Linked DNA regions of Homo sapiens: region 2 is linked to region 1. Evidence: read pairs that join two places in POLR2A ChIA-PET (ENCODE). Cell type or tissue: OCI-LY7. All regions are shown on one strand.

Region 1 (8,000 bases):
ACGTCTGTAATCCCAGCACTTTGGGAGGCCGAGGTGGGTGGATCACACAAGGTCAGGATTCGAGATCAGCCTGGCCAACACGGCAAAACCCTGTCTCTACTAAAAATACAAAAAATTAGCTGGGTGTGGTGGTGCACACCTGCAGTCCCAACTACTTGGGAGGCTAAGGCAGGAGAATAGCTCGAACCCAGGAGGCGGAGGCTGCAGTGAGGTGAGATCGCTCACTGCATTCCAGCCTGGGTGACAGAGGGAGACTCTGTCTAAAAAAAAAAAAAATGGCTGGACACAGTGGCTCATACCTGTAACCCCAGCATTCTGGGAGGCCAAGGCGGTGGATCACTTGAGGTCAGCAATGTGAGACCAGCATGGCCAACATGGTGAAACCTTGTCTCTACTAAAAATACAAAAATTAGCCGGGCATGGTGGCGGGTGCCTGTAATCCCGTCTACTTGGGAGGCTAAGGCAGGAGAATCGCTTGAACCCAGGAGGTGGAGGCTGCAGTGAGCTGAGCTCACACCCTGCACTCCAGCCTGGGCAACAGAGTGAAACTATGCCTCAAAACACACACACACACACACACACACACACACACACACACACACACACGCACACGAGATTTTTTTTTTTTTTTTTTTTGAGACAGAGTCTTGCTCTGTCAGGCTGGAGTGCAGCGGCTCGATCTCGGCTCACTGCAAGCTCCGCCTCCCAGGTTCATGCCATTCTCCTGCCTCAGCCTCCCAAGTAGCTGGGACTACAGGCGCCCGCCACCACGCCCGCCTAATTTTTTGTATTTTTTAGTAGAGACGGGGTTTCACCATGTTAGCCAGGATGGTCTCGATCTCCTGACCTCATGATCCACCTGCCTCGGCCTCCCAAAGTGCAGGGATTACAGGCGCGAGCCACCGCGCCCGGACACACACGAGATCTTTAACATCAAAGAATTTCCTTGTTTTTGTTTAAGTACTTGGGCTGGCTGAGGGAATGTCCTCAGAGGCAATTGTCCATCCTAGAAATATTCACAGAATATGAATAAGCATGTTGCTAATTAATCAACTTTAGAGGTAAAAGACATTTATCAAAGATTGGGGAGGAAGAAAGCGTGTTAGGAGAAATTACTCTTCAAATTATGGCGAGGATAGTCCTGATTATTATTGCCTTAAGTCACTCATTTGTTTTCCTAAAATTAACAACAGGACAGGAATCTACATTGAATCTAAACTACTAGTGTAGGTTTCCTATTTGCTTTCCACTTAACTCCTGACACTAGGCAGGGTGGTACTGGGTCCTCTAGTCAGGGAAATGAGTTTGCGACTTCCTGCCAGTGCTCTCAGTGAGGATGGCATCACAGCTTGCTTCTATAAGAGCTAAGATAAAAAGCAGCACTTACCCATGAGAACCAAATTAAGTGATCTGAAGATGAAGGCATTCTGGCTCAAAAGCATCTTTGCTATTTTTAGAGTCTTCTCTTGACTTTTACATCTGAAATCAACATTAGGTGATCAAAATTCTGAAGTGTCTAATTAAACTGCAAATATAAAAATGGGAGCAAAGACAAGATAATGAGAGACCTGTAAGGAATAGTAAAATTCCTAGTCATTTACCCCATTTATTCAAGTGAGCCTGGTCTCAGCTTCTGGGCCCAATCCCCTACCTAGTCTGGGAGGAATTTTAAATTTAACTTTTGAACAGGCAACAGTCGTTGGGTTCAACAATTTTAAGCATTCAAAAAAAAAATTGTGAAAAGTCTTGCTCCCTTTAGAAAACTTTTTTTTCTTTTGTGAATCCTTCAGAGTATCTTCATGCATAAGCAAAAACAAATACATATTCCTAATTTCCCCATCTTTTAGACAAGAGATAGCATGTATAGTCCCTGTTCCACCCTGCTTTTTCCACTTAAAAATATGTTTGGAAGATCTTTCTATCCTTGTTTTTTAAATAGCTGGATACAGTTCTACTCTATAGACACACCATTATTTATATAATTAGTACCCCTACTATAGACATTTGAATTATTTCCAGTCTCTTCTGCAAGGAAATCTCTTTCATTTTGCACATGTGCCAGTTTAAGTGTGGGAAAATTTCCAGAAGTAGAATTGCTAGACAAAGGACATATCAGTTAGGGTTCTGGCAAGAAACAGCTCATTCAAATTAGGATACACGCTTTTTAAAAAAATAAATTTAAGGGGTACAAGTGCAGTTTTGTTAGATAGATATATTGCATAGTGGTGAAATTTGGGCTTTTAGTGTATCCATCACCTGAATAGTATACATTATACCCATTAAGTAATTTCTCATTCCTTAACTCCCCACACCCAATCCACCCTTCTCAGTCAGTAATGACTATCATTCCACATTATATATATGTCAATGTGTGCACATTTTTTATTAATAGCTCCCACTTATAAGAACATGTGGTATTGACTGTTTCTGAGTTGTTTCTCTTAAGATAATGGCCTCCAGTTCCATCCATGTTGCTGCAAAAACACGATTTCATTCTTTTTTATGGCTGAATATACTGTGTGTATATATATGTAACTTTTTTTTTTTTTTGAGACGGGTCTTGCTGTGTTGCCTAGCCTGGAGTGCCAGTGGTGCAATCATGGCTCACTGCAGCCTCAACCTCCCAGGCTCAAGCAATCCTCCCACCTGTCCCCCTAAGTAGCTGAGACTACAGGTATGTGTCATCACACACCGGCTAATTAAAAAAACCTTTTTTTTGTAGAGATAGGGTCTCACTATGTTGCCCAGGCTGATCTCAAACTCCTGGATTCTCGCCTTGGCCTCCCAAAGTGCTGGGATTACAGATGTGAGCACCACACCTAGCCACATTTTCTTTATCCAATCATTTGTTGATGGATACTTAGGTTGATTCCATATCTTTGCAACTGTGAACAGTGCTGTGTTCTGAGAAATTCATTGTTAGGCTATTTTGTTGTATGAACATCAGAGTATACTTAGACAAACCTAGATAGCATAGCCAACTACACATCTAGGTTATATGGTATAGACTATTGTTCCTAGGCTATAAATCTGTGCAGCATGGTACTGTGCTGAATACTGTAAGCAGTTGCAACACAGTGGCATTTGTGTATCTGAACATATTTAGACACAGAAAAGGTACAGTAGAAATATGGTATAATCTTATGGGGCTATCGTCATATAAAAGGTCCATCTTTGCCCAAGACATCATTAGGGGTTGCAGGACTATATTTACAAATGTGTGAGAGGGCTGTAGGCAAACCAGAAGGGAGAGTATAGAATCTGCAGCTCACAACATTGAGGCCTGTGACCACTCTGGGGCCCAGAAGGGAGACTCCAGAACCTGTAGCTCACAACATTGAGGGCTGTGACCACTCTGGGCCTGCAGAAGGGAGAATATAGAACCTGTAGCTCACAACATTGAGGGCTGTGACCACTCTGGGCCTGCAGAAGGGAGAATATAGAACCTGTAGCTCACAACATTGAGGGCTGTGACCACTCTGGGCCTGCAGAAGGGAGAATATAGAACCTGTAGCTCACAACATTGAGGGCTGTGACCACTCTGGGCCTGCAGAAGGGAGAATATAGAACCTGTAGCTCACAACATTGAGGGCTGTGACCACTCTGGGCCCCAGGAGGGAGAGTACAGAACCTGCAGATCACAACATTGAGGGCTGTAACATTCTGGGTCTGCAGAATGGAGGGTATAGAACCTGTAGCTCACAACATTGAGAGCTGTAGCTCACAACATTGAGGGCTGTCACCACTCTGGGCCTGCAGAAAGGAGAGTATAGAACCTGTAGCTCACAACATTGAGGGCTGTGACCACTCTGGGCCCCAGGAGGGAGAGTACAGAACCTGCAGCTCACAACATTGAGGGCTGTTACCATTCTGGGCCTGCAGAAGGGAGGGTATAGAACCTGTAGCTCACAACATTGATGGCTGTAATCACTCTGGGCCGGAGGGGGAAGAGAAGCCAACATTGCAATTTGTAAGGAGAAACTCCTGTATGAGCAGCTATGACATGAGACCACTGGACACAGCCAGACCAAGAGGACAGTGCAGGCAGGAAGCTGAGGGATAAATATCACTCACGGTGTCCCTTCCTTCTCTTATTTGGGGCTCCCCATCGGCTGAACACAACCAGAAGCCATAGGGCAAGGGGCCTGGAGTTGTATCCTTACCAGACAGGGTCCTGGGCCAACTAAACAGTGGGGAGAGGGGAGGGTGGGTCTGAAGAAGCAGACAGAAGAGACCTGGCAATGAAACTATGCATCTGTAATTTGGATAGAAACTGTCACACTGACCACCCGCGGGGCTATACCAATTTACATAACCACCTGCAATGTGTGAGAATTTTCGTTTCCCTACCGTTGCTTCTTAGAGGTATATCATCAAGTTCTTGGATTTTTCTCAAATTCATAAATGAAAAGTTGTCTTTCACATTAATATTAATTTGTATTTCTCTTACTCTTTGTGATGGAACACCTTCATCTTTTCATAGGTTTAAGAGCGATTTGCATCTCCTTCTCATTAACTGTTCGTGCCTTTGGCAATTTTTCTGTTGAGCTGTTGCTATTTTCTTACTGGTTTGCAGTTTTTTTTTTTTTTAAGTAGAAGGGAAACTGTGATATGAGTCACATCTTTTTCTTCTCTCCCCAGTTTGTCACTTGCCCTTTGAGTTGCTTGTGCTGTTTAAAAAAAACAACCCCCCCAAAAAAACACCCAGAAGTTTTTGAGTTTTATGTTTTCAGATTTAAAGGTATTTTCTTTCTTAGCTTCTAAATTTTGAGTCATAATCAGAAAGTCTTCCCTACTCCAAGGTGAGAAAGGAGTTCTTCAAGAAGAATTTTAAGGAGCCCCAGTAGATCTTGTTCCTTCTCTCTCTCTCAGATATTCTGTCCCCATCCATGTGACTAAGACCTATAGATTGTGGGCATTCTTCTGTCCCCCAAACACTGGGGAAATATCATCAAAATAAAAAAAGACCATGAAATCGCAGACTTGTCATGGCTTGTGGCGACTGTCTGTGGCTGGTGACATAGGAGTAAGAAGAATTTACCATGACAGTTTAGGTCAAGAAAGGCAGATTTATTAGAGAAAGTAGGAAAATACATTGCAAGGGAGCAATGGGCAGGTCAGTAAGAGACGAGTTGACTGCCAGGAGACAAAGGCTTGCTGGGGATTTTATAAAATGCAATTTAAGCTGAAGAGTGCTATGTGGAGGACTGACAACGCCAAGGTAGCAGGGAGCTAACTTGCATTTTTCGGTCAGCCGAGATGTTTGATGATAAGTTGAAGCATTTGATGATACGCAGGAAGATTGTGAGTTATGTGTGCAGGAGGGTCGTATGTCCTGGGCCATAAAGAAAGGCAGACCTATAGCTTATCTGCTTCTTCTTTTTGTTTGTATGTCCTGGACCATGAAGCAAGGTAGACCTATGGCTTATCTGCTTTATCTCTTTGCTTTCCCCTAGACCCCCAGCCTGACTCCTCTTCCCTAATTAGGACTTCACAAGACGAAGTTCAAGCTAAAAACAATGTAATTTTTAAGTCTTCTCTGCTGCCACAGTAACACATCCAACCTGGGGTATTCTCTTAGAGAAATCCAAGTGATTCCAAGTCAAAATTTCCAGCCTTGCTACAGACTCCACCACCCATGAGATATCCAAGCACGACTGCCTGGAACTAATCCCATAATACTGTACCCATTGAGAAACATCTGCTGAGATATCTTGATGTGTGATGTCATCTCCCATAATCAATCCACAGCAGAGGCGTTGCCTAGTTGTGAACATTCCCCTAGATACCACCACATCCAGATTGTAGAAGGGCAACTTCTTTATTTTTTGAGACAGGGTCTCACTCTGTCACCCAGGCTGGAGTGCAGTGGTGTGATCTCGGCTCACTGCAACCTCTGCCTCCTGGGCTCAAGCGATTCTCCCACCTCAGCCTCCCAAGTAGCTGGGACTACAGGCATTTGCCACTACACCTGGCTAATTTTTGTATTTTTTTTTTTAGAGATGGGGCTTTGCTATGTTGTCCAGGCTGGTCTTGAACTCTTGGGCTCAAGTGATCCTCCGGCCTCAGCCCCACAAAGGGCTTGGATTATGGATGTGAGCCACCATGCCCAGCCAGGGCAACCCCTTTATATTTGAACACCTGACCTGACCTCTGACATGTGGCCTCTGGTCCCCATTTGTCTCCAACGGTGGCACATCTTCATCTTTGTTATATATCTGCAGGAACACTCAGTCTCTTCAGCAGCCGAGAAAACACACACACACACACACACACACACACACACCCCATTCTCCCCCTCTGGGCCAGGGGATGGCTTCCTTCCTTGCTTTCTGGTGACTTATACTTCACTTGGAACCATATGCCTGATTACCAGATTCTTCTTGCTTGGAAAATATAATATCCCATCTTGGCATCGTGCCTAAATTGTTAATGGAGCTCCTTAAAACTCTTGCTGACTACAAATAGATCAGTCTTCCTAAAGCATGGCTCCTGTCAACAGGGCTAGTCTCAGTACCCCCAGGCCCTGCAGCTAGAAGGATCCTACACTTGGCTTGAGGTTCTCCTGTGGCTATCCTGAAATTCTTAACCATTTTATCTTTCAATGTGAGTTTTGTGCTAGGAGCCCCAGCTCACACTTGGATCCTTCCCCATCTCCTGCAGTTTAGGCTCCCAGCAGAGGAATCCCAGGCCCTGTCTGGCTTCAATCTCTATGCCTAACAACTGCTGCTGCTACTGTTGGCATGGGGCATCAACTGGGACCACATTCCGCTGAAGCCCTCCTGGTGCAGATGCTGGAGAGGTCAGGGCCAGCACTCCAGCCTCGCCCCATGGACTGGAGTCAGAGGGTGACTGGCTGGAGGTTGGGTCTGGCAGGGATGAGTCTCTGGGTCACTCTTGACCCAGGTACCTAGCATATCTGAGGCAGAGACGTAAAGACCCTTGGACGTGGCCACTACACTGTGGGTTAGGATGGTAGGTGCTTGGGAAAGGGAGATGCAAGGCTTGACTTCCACAGAGCCTGCCCCAGGCTGGATCGAGGGGAAGCTAGCAGGAGGGGGATGCCTAGAAGTCAGGTGCAAGTACATGCATCCTAGAGTCACCAGGGCAGAGGGGCCCCAGGGACCTGTGTGAATCTGCTCTGGCTCCCTCGGTATCCCTGAGCCTGAGGGAGGGCTCCCTTGGGTGGCTCTGTGCCTGGTGGAGACCCTCTCTTCCTCTTTGCAATCTTCCTCTGTCTGGCTTCAGTTTGCTTCTTCTGGCTAGTTCAAGGGAACCTCCCAAGATGTGCTGTAAAGTACTAATGGTATAACTTGGCAATTCCATATATGAATTAAATGCTCTTATTTAAATCTGGTTTTGCATAATATAAAGAACTGCAATATTCATGCTAATAATTCAAGTTTTTATTTTTATTTTTTATTTTATTTTATTTTTTGAGACAGAGTCTCACTCTGTCCCCCAGGCTGGAGTGCAGTGGCGCAAACTTTGGCTCACTGCAAGCTCCGCCTTCCGAGTTCACTCCATTCTCCTGCCTGAGCCTCCAGAGTAGCTGGGACTACAGGCGCCCGCCACCACACCCAGCTAATTTTTTGTATTTTTAGTAGAGACGGGGTTTCACAGTGTTAGCCAGGATGGTCTCGATCTCCTGACCTCATGATCCACCTGACTTGGCCTCCCAAAGTGCTGGGATTACAGGCGTTAGCCACCATGCCCGGCCTATTTTTTTACTTAGAATGATATTAAATAGCAAACAAAAAAACATTACGTGTTGAGAGAGAGAGACTGTGGAAGAAAAGGCTTTATATTTTAGTACCTTTAGTGGTACTTTCTCAGGCATTTTTATTTGGCTCTGGGTGGGCCCTGTGAATTATGTAGTGAGCTCAGTCTGTAGCTCACTGTTGCCTGACAATGCACCAAGCTCCTTAGGTTAAATTCAAGGCTATCAGCCTTTCCAGTTTTTCCTAGAGTTATTGTCCTGCTGAGCCCCAGGTGACAGG
Region 2 (8,000 bases), 60 kb before region 1:
ACCCGGGAACTAGCGGGAGGGAGAGAGGACAGGGCCAGGAGTAGGAAAGAACTGAGTCAGAGAGGATAACAATGTCTTCGTGGCTCCCCCTTCCCTACTCCCTGAGAATAAGGAGGCCTTAGTTGAGGTGCCTGAAGAAGGCCTTGGGCACACGTGCAAGGCTGGGAACACAGGTGTGCATAAGAGCATGGCCAGCAGGGGCCTGAGACCTTGACCGCAGCTCCCTCCAGGGACTGCAGTGCACTGGCTATGCCAGTTCTGGTCTGGAGAGGGAGCCTCCCTGTGAGGCCTCCTTGGTACAGCCTTAAAGTTGCCCAGGGTCAGTCCTGAAAAACCAGCCCTGGGATTCTAACTAGGAGCCGGACTCCTCATTTCCTGTCTACAGGCCTCAGGCGACAGTATACCATGGTGGTGTAATATCACTCACCTGAAATATCCCCCCCTCGACTTTCTTCTTGCCCCTTCCAGACACTGTCACACTTCTTCTGAGCCCAAAAGCCGTCCTTCTCAAAGGAGTTGGCTACACCTGCTGTCCCAGCTTCTCCACACCCTCCTGTTCACTCCTCAATACCATGAAGTCTAGACTTTATTGTCATCACTCTGCGGCAACAGGTCTTCCCAAGATCTCTAGATTAGGCTGGGTTCCCTGGAAACACACTCTGGAAGGAAAATTTGCATGTGGGAAATTCATCTGGAAATGCTCTTGGGGACAACACTTGTAAGGAGTGAGGAAAGTAGGATTGGGCAGAGGGAGAAGTTGGAGATGGATGATGATTCAGAGTTGCCTGAAGTTAACGCAAGGGGGCCCAGCCTTGGCACTCCCGCATGGAGCAGTCATCGGGGAACCCCCAGCTTCCATTTCCCTAGAAATGAAAGAAGTCTCCTGCCTGGCAGAAGGGGCGTGACTTATGCCTGATTGGCAGCTCCCTGGATGAGGAGCAGGGAATCGCTGAAAGTCCACCTTGAGCTCCAGCCTCTTGTTTTTAGAACAGTGCCTCACCCTGTTGCTGTTGGATTGAGAACCTCGATTCCCTGTTCGTTGTTGGCTGGAGGAGGCATCCTCAGGTCCTAGCCATGTGACTTCTCCAATATGGCAGCTTGCTTCATGCAAGTGTGCTGTCCAAGAAGGCAACAGAGAGAGTCTGCTGGCAAGATGAGAATTACAATCCTATGGAATCTAAGACAGCATCCTGTCACCTGTGTCGCTTTCCATGGGTAGAAGCAGGTCATTGGCACTGTCCACACTCAAGAGGAAGGGATTACTCAAGGGTGTGGCTACCAGGAGGTGGGGATCATGGGTGGCTATCTTAGATGATTGAGTCTGGAGCCAGACCACTTGGGTTCAAGTCCTGGCTCTGTCACTTCTTGCCTGTGTGATCTTAGGTAAGTGATTGAACCTCTCTGTGCCATAGTTTCTTTATCTGAAAAATGAGGCAGATAATAGTATCTGCTTAACTGGGTTGCTGTGGGAATTAAATGAAAATGTAAAAGTGCTTAGAACAAGACCTGCACATAGGAAGCAGTAAGTAAGGGTTGGCTATCGCTCCCACCCCATCAGCTCCATAGGGCAGGTGTGCAATGCGACCCTCAGGGGCAGCCCAGTAGCAGGCAGGCCCCAGGCAGAGGCCAAGAGGAGGGGAACTGCAGCTGGCTTGTGTTTCCTGTTTATATTGAATTGTTTAACCCAATTTAAAGTCTGTCCTTGCCATGACTCCTCCTGCTCAGAGATATTACTCCCACAGCTTTAACCTTCCGGTTATCTTTTTTATCACAATCCAACAGCAATAAATTTGACCTCGTAAAGTGCCAGCCCAATAGTCAGTGGCTGTTTAATTAAGAGTTCTCATGGGCATGGAAACAAAGACATTGTTTGGTGTCTGCTTGATTCAAACAGGAGTGGTGAGGTGGTCAGGAGACAGAACCATGGACCTGACTCAGGGAGAAAAATCATGTTGAGTCTCTGAGTCTCTAGTTCATAAAATAGACTTTGTTTTTTACTTCCCGTTTGTTTTTTAAGGAAGTTGATTTGCAACAGCATTTTCTGAACTAGAGAGTTCAGGAAATGGGACAGTGAGGCAGCATGCCCAGTCATTCTCAGCTAACTCCCTTGCTGAGAAGAGTAAGATACTAAGTTCCCGTAAAATAAATCTGAATGACCCTCTGCCCATCTTCTTCCCCATTTTAGATACTAAGAAGATATTAGAACTGGTCAGGGTAAAACAACAGAGTCTTTCCGTGCTGGATTAAGTTTCCTGCGGCAGAAGTAACAAATGATCGCAAGCTGGGTGGTTTAAAACAACAGAAATTGTCCAAGGAATGTAGCCCAGTAGGTTTCAGCCTTACTTTACCCAGCCCCTCTTCAAGATGGAGTCGCTCTGGTTCAAACACCTCTGAGAACGGCATCAGCAGATTGAGTGTCTGGTGAGGGCCTGTCCTCATAGGTGGCACCTTCTCTGTGTCCTCACATGGTGGAAGAGATGGGCAGCTCCTCTTTTATGAGGTCATTAATCCCATTCACCACCTCCTAAAGATTTCTACATACGAATTTTGGAGAGGCACAAACATCCAGACTGTAGCATCTGGATATCCTGTACAGAACATAACTGTTTTCTTTCACTTTGCATATTTGTTTTATTTTTGTTTTTCGCTTGCATATGTTTTATGGTGATTTGTTAACTTACAGCTCTCTGTTTAATCTGCATGTATAATTGTCATGTATCCCAAGAAGGCTTTTGTTTACCTTTTTTTTTTTTTTTGAGATGGAGTTTCCCTCTTGTCACCCAGGCTGGAGTGCAGTGGCACGATCTCGGCTCACTGCAACCTCCGCCTCCCGGGTTCAAACAATTCTTCTGCCTCAGCCTCCTGAGTAGCTGGGATTACAGGCACCTGCCACCACGCCTGGCTAATTTTTTGTATTTTTAGTAGAGACGGGGTATCACCATGTTAACCAGGCTGGTCTCAAACTCCTGACCTCAGGTGATCCACCCACCTCGGCCTCCCAAAGTGCTGGGATTACAGGGGTGAGCCACCGCACCTAGCCATCATTATTTATTATCCATTAATTCAACAAATATTTCTTTGTACCAGCTACTTAGGATTATCTTATTAGGCACAAAGAAAGGGGTAGCAACTTGGAGAATTGCTTCCCAGGTGGTCAGTGGTGAGCAGCCGAGAAGGCTGAAGTGCATGGGAAGGATGCATTCCTGGGGCATGTTTCCCAGAGACACTCACAACCCCTCAGGAAAGAAATCTTCCTGTGGAAGCACAAGGTAATGAGTGGAGTCAGTTAGCTGGGTATTAAAAGAAAGCGACCCCTTTGAAAGCCAGATAACATAAGGTCACACAGAAGTGCAGGTAAGCACGTCCTTTCAATCTATCATAACTGCTCTGCTACAGCAGCTGTTCTCCACCTTGACTGCAAACTGGAATCACCTAGGAGCTTTAAAAAATGCTGATGCAAAAATCCCTCTGCAGAGAGCTGAAATTCATTGGTCATGGTAAGGCCTGGGCATCCACATTTCTAAAGCTCTCCTGGCGGCCACAGTGTGCAGCTACGGCTGAGACCCATGGTTGTGAGAGGAAGGAACAAAGGTGCCCTGGAGGCTAAACCAGTCTGGGGATGGGTGTGGGAGGTATGTTAGGGGAGGGGCAGGAGCCCCAAAAGGAAGTGAGATATTTTCAACAAGGCGAGGCAGCCAGAAAGAGCGAGGAGGAAGGGTGGAAGGGGGTGAGGATGGCTTACACTGTCTTCCCCTCAGGGAATCTTTCAAACCAACTGGACATATGTTTTCTGCTAGAATGTCTGATTGGTGGCCCACAGATGCTCTGCTGAAACCCCTTCTGGTCCCAGAATTCTTGGACATTTTCCCACAGGTGTTCTTCCCTTAGTCACTTCCTGGTGAAGTGGCATCCTTTGTCTGGGGAAATACCCAAGATTCATTGTCTTATGCTAAGGAAATTGAAGTCACAGACACAGGAAATCGAAGACATGGACACACAAAAACTGGGTTTAACAGTGGAAGTTCAATAGTTGAAAGAAAGAAGAGAGAGCTTCCTTGTGCAGAGGGAGGGGGTGCGAGTGGGTCCGAGTGGGTTTCCGGGTTTGGGGCAAGATACGGTTGGTTTTACAGATGAGCTTGAAGAGGCAGTGTTTGATTTATATAGGGCATAGTGGATTGGTTGGGCCAGCTGTGCCATTTACATAGCCCACAAAGAGGCTGGCCATCCCACCCTAATCTTTTATTCTGCAGATGGGGTCTCTACCTGGCCAGCACCATGACACCTGCACACATGACGACAAAGAGAAGGGAGGAGGAACCTCCATATTGGATGTACTTGGCTTCCAGGTATCCCTTTTCTATTGGCACAGCTGCCGCATTCACCTGTGCAAGCTTCCAGCTTGCTAATCTACGCTTGCAGCTTGATTTTTCAGGCTTGTATCCTAACCACTCATATTTTCCATTCTTTTGTTTCTCTGTACTGTGCCCTGGATAATAACTTCTTTTTTCTTTAAAAAAGTGTAACAAGATCTTAAAATTCAATTTCAAAAATAATTTTTTATTTTATTATTTATTTATTTATTTAGAGATGGAGTCTCGCTCTGTCACCCAGGCTGGAGTGCAGTGGCACGATCTTGGCTCATTGCAGCCTCCACCTCCTGGGTTCAAGTGATTCTCCTGTCTCAGCTTCCCAAATAGCTGGGATTACAGGTGTGCACCACCACGCCTGGCTAATTTTTGTATGTTTAGTAGAGACGGGGTTTCACCATGTTGTCCAGGCTGGTCTCGAACTCCTGACCTCAGGTGATCCACCTGCCTCAGCCTCCGAAAGTGCTGGGATTACAGATGTGAGCCACCACACCCGGCCAAATTTTATTTCTATATACATGCAGCAAACATTGAAAAAAGTTTCAAAAAAGCAATCACAGATCTACCCTCCCTATGATGGTTAATTTTATGTGTCAACCAGCTAGACTGATTAGGTAAAATGCGAGTCTTGATGTTGGTGTGAAGGTATTTTTAAAGATGAGATTAACATTTAAATCCATAGATTTTTGAGTAAAGCAGATTACCCTCCATAATGTGGGTGAGTTTCACTTCTATCACTTGAAGGAAGGCCTTAAGAGAAAAGAAGCCTGAGGTCCCTTGAGGAGGAGTTAATTCTGCCTCCAGACTGCTTTTGCTCAAGCTGAAACATCCACTCTTACCTGGGTCTCTAGCCTGTTGGTCTGCCCTGCAGTTTTTGAACTTGCCAGCCTCCACAGTTCCTTCAAATAAATCTCTATGTTCATTCTATTGGTTCTGTTTCTCTGGAGAACCCTAATACCCTTCCTTTTCTCTTTCTTTTCTTTTTTTTCTTTCCTTTCTTTCTTTCTTTTTTTTTGACAGGGTCTCATTCCATCACCCAGGCAGGGCCGGAGGGCAATGGCATGAACATAGCTCACTGCAGTCTTGACCTCCTGGGCTCAAGCTATCCTCCCACCTCAGCCTCCTGAGTAGCTGGGACTACAGACACATGCCACCATGCCTAATTTTAAAACTTTTTGTAGAGAAGGGGTCTCACCATGTTGCCTGGAATGGTCTCAACTCCTGGGCCCAAGTGATCCTCCCACTTCAGCCTCCCAAAGTTCTGGGATTACAGAAGTGAGCCATTGTACCTGGAGACTCCCTTTTTTGCTCAGTTCTGTGTCTAATCTGTTGTTAAGCCTGTCCCCTGGCTTTTTAAACTTCCACAACTATACTTTTTATTTCTAGGTTTTTTTTTTTTTAATAACGGATCTGGCCCTTGACTGCAATTCTAGTTTTTGAAGCTTTAGACTGAGAGCTCCCAGATGACTGAGACCTAGTACCTAACACAGTGCCTGGTCAACAGCAGGCAGGGTCTAGGAAGTACTTGTGGAATGAGTGGACATCAAGATGGCAAACTAGAGCCTTTTTCAGTATCTAACAATGACACACAGGTAGTATCATGAACACATATAGTGCAACACAGAGTAAAACTTTAATGGAGCACCAGCAGCATATAAAACATATATAGGTAGAAAAATAAATTCAAAGTACTGCAAAGAATCCAAAAGTCCGTGCTCTGTGTAGCATTGAGCTGACCACCCTTGAGTTGAGGTCGATTTTCAGATCAGTCCATCCATAATCTGGTAGAATGTTACATCTACCAGATGTAACATCTCCATTCTTATTCCTCATTTTAAGTATTTCTGTTTCTCACAATTTTTTTTTTTTTTTTTTTTGAGATGGAGTCTCACTTTGTCACCCAGGCTGGAGTGCAGTGCCGCTATCTCGGCTCACTGCAACCTCCTCCTCCTCCTCCCGGGTTCATGCAATTCTCCTGCCTCAGGCACTCGAGTAGCTGGGATTATAGGCATGCGCCATCATGCCTAGCTAATTTTTGTATTTTTAGTAGAGACTGGGTTTCACCATATTGGCCAGGCTGGTCTTGAACTCCTGACCTCAAGTGATCCGCCTGCCTCGACCTCTAAGGTGCTGGTATTACAGGCGTGAGCCACTGTGCTCGGCCCTGTTTCTCACAATTAAAACATGATCTTATTTTAGTGATATAAAAGGCTGAAAATTACACTCTCAGTGGCCAACTTCTGAAAACATCATGAAAGCCTTTATAAGGCAGTGAGTTCCCAAATGGAGTATTTTTGCCAAGACAGCCTTTAAAATGTAGCTCTCTGGTGGCTAAGTCCAGGGTCTGGGAGTTCTAGATGTGGGGCTGGCTCAGATGGTCTTGGCCCTTGTTTGCTGCCCTGATCCCTCACTGAGGCAGATGTGAGATGGAGTACGTCACTGTGCCCAGCCGAGTGTGTTTCCTTCTCAGAGCCTAGCTTTGGGGCCCCTGCCCAGGCGGGGTCCCGAGGCTGCAGCTGTCACCAGGATTCTGCTTGCCGCTCTCAGAGTCTTCTGCAATGACACTTAGCTTGTCAAAAACATCATTCTCATCCGACAATGGAAAGGAGAAAAACAGAAGTGTGTTATGATGAGGATGGCCCAAAAACTGTGGAGGGAAAGAGGACAGTTAATGATCAATTTTCTCCATTTCTTTTTCTGGGTTTACAAAGATTTTTTCACAGAACTCCTGGCTGGAAAATCTATTTTATTTTATTTATTTATTTTTAATGTTTATTTTATTTTTTTGAGACAGAGTCTTGCTCTGTCACCCAGGCTGGAGTGCAGTGGCACGATCTCAGCTCACTGCAACCTCCACCTCTCAGGTTCAAGCAATTCTCCTGCCTCAGCCTCCCAAGTAGCTGAGATTACAGGCATGTGCTACCACGCCAGCTAATTTTTGTATTTTTAGTACAGATGGGATTTCACCATGTTGGCCAGGCTGGTCTTGAACTCCTGACCTCAGCTGATCCACCCACCTTGGCCTCCCAAAGTGCTGGGATTACAGGCGTGAGCCACGGCCTCTGGCATCTTTTGATTTATTATTTATTTTTATTTTATTTTTTTACAAGTGGGGATACTCACTGCTATACAAACGAAGATTTTTTTTTTTTTTTTTTTGAGATGGAGTCTCGCTCTGTCGTCTGGGCTGGAGTGCAGTGGCACAGTTTTGGCTCACTGCAACCTTTGCCTCCCAGGTTCCAGAGATTCTCCTCCCTCAGCCTCCTGAGTAGCTGGGACTACAGGTGCCCGCCACCATGCCTGGCTAATTTTTGTATTTTTAGTAGAGATGGGGTTTCACCACGCTGGCCAGGCTGGTCTTGAACTCCTGATCTCAGGTGATCAACCTGTCTCAGCCTCCCAAAGTGTCAGGATTACAGGTGTGAGCCACCATGCCCGGCCAATCTTTGGACTTTTTTTTTTTTTTTTTTTTTCAGACGGAGTCTTGCTCTGTCACCCAGGCTGGAGTGCAGTGGTGCGATCTCAGCTCACTGGAACCTCCACCTCTCGGGTTCACGCCACTCCCCTGCCTCAGCCTCCCGAGTAGCTGGGACTATAGGCGCCCACCACCTTGCCTGGCTAATATTTTTAGTA

The links. ChIA-PET counts read pairs that join two places held together with the same protein. Peaks named below come from ENCODE experiments on the same cell type or tissue, not always from the same donor. Only the 100,000 strongest peaks of a DNase experiment are listed, where the experiment ranks them.
Region 2: POLR2A ChIA-PET joins it to region 1 with 13 read pairs; 8 of 35 experiments call an interaction of 5 or more read pairs at or near these places.

Annotation. Positions count from the first base shown.
Region 1 is chr21:33,235,365-33,243,364 of GRCh38, reverse strand. It overlaps IFNAR2-IL10RB (IFNAR2-IL10RB readthrough), which reads right to left. Exons shown (of 13, transcript NM_001414505.1): 2 at 1,388-1,479. The coding sequence starts at 1,442. IFNAR2 (interferon alpha and beta receptor subunit 2) reads right to left here. Exons shown (of 9, transcript NM_001289125.3): 2 at 1,388-1,525. The coding sequence starts at 1,442. Among named protein-coding and RNA genes, the nearest start is that of IFNAR2-IL10RB, 9.4 kb to the right of the region's middle. RefSeq lists enhancers at 4,657-4,706, 4,847-5,076. In OCI-LY7, no CTCF peak of the experiment used is centred here; DNase peaks (open chromatin) are centred at 3,946, 4,284 and 4,554; H3K4me3 peaks cover 3,307 bases; H3K27ac peaks cover 6,622 bases.
Region 2 is chr21:33,295,198-33,303,197 of GRCh38, reverse strand. It overlaps IFNAR2-IL10RB (IFNAR2-IL10RB readthrough), which reads right to left. Exons shown (of 13, transcript NM_001414505.1): 13 at 5,977-7,014. The coding sequence ends at 6,841. It overlaps IL10RB (interleukin 10 receptor subunit beta), which reads right to left. Exons shown (of 7, transcript NM_000628.5): 7 at 5,977-7,014. The coding sequence ends at 6,841. Among named protein-coding and RNA genes, the nearest start is that of IFNAR1, 26 kb to the left of the region's middle. RefSeq lists an enhancer at 1,724-1,773. In OCI-LY7, CTCF peaks have their summits at 59, 260, 3,289 and 3,496; DNase peaks (open chromatin) are centred at 1,637, 2,007, 3,587, 6,857 and 1 weaker place; H3K4me3 peaks cover 3,124 bases; H3K27ac peaks cover 7,814 bases.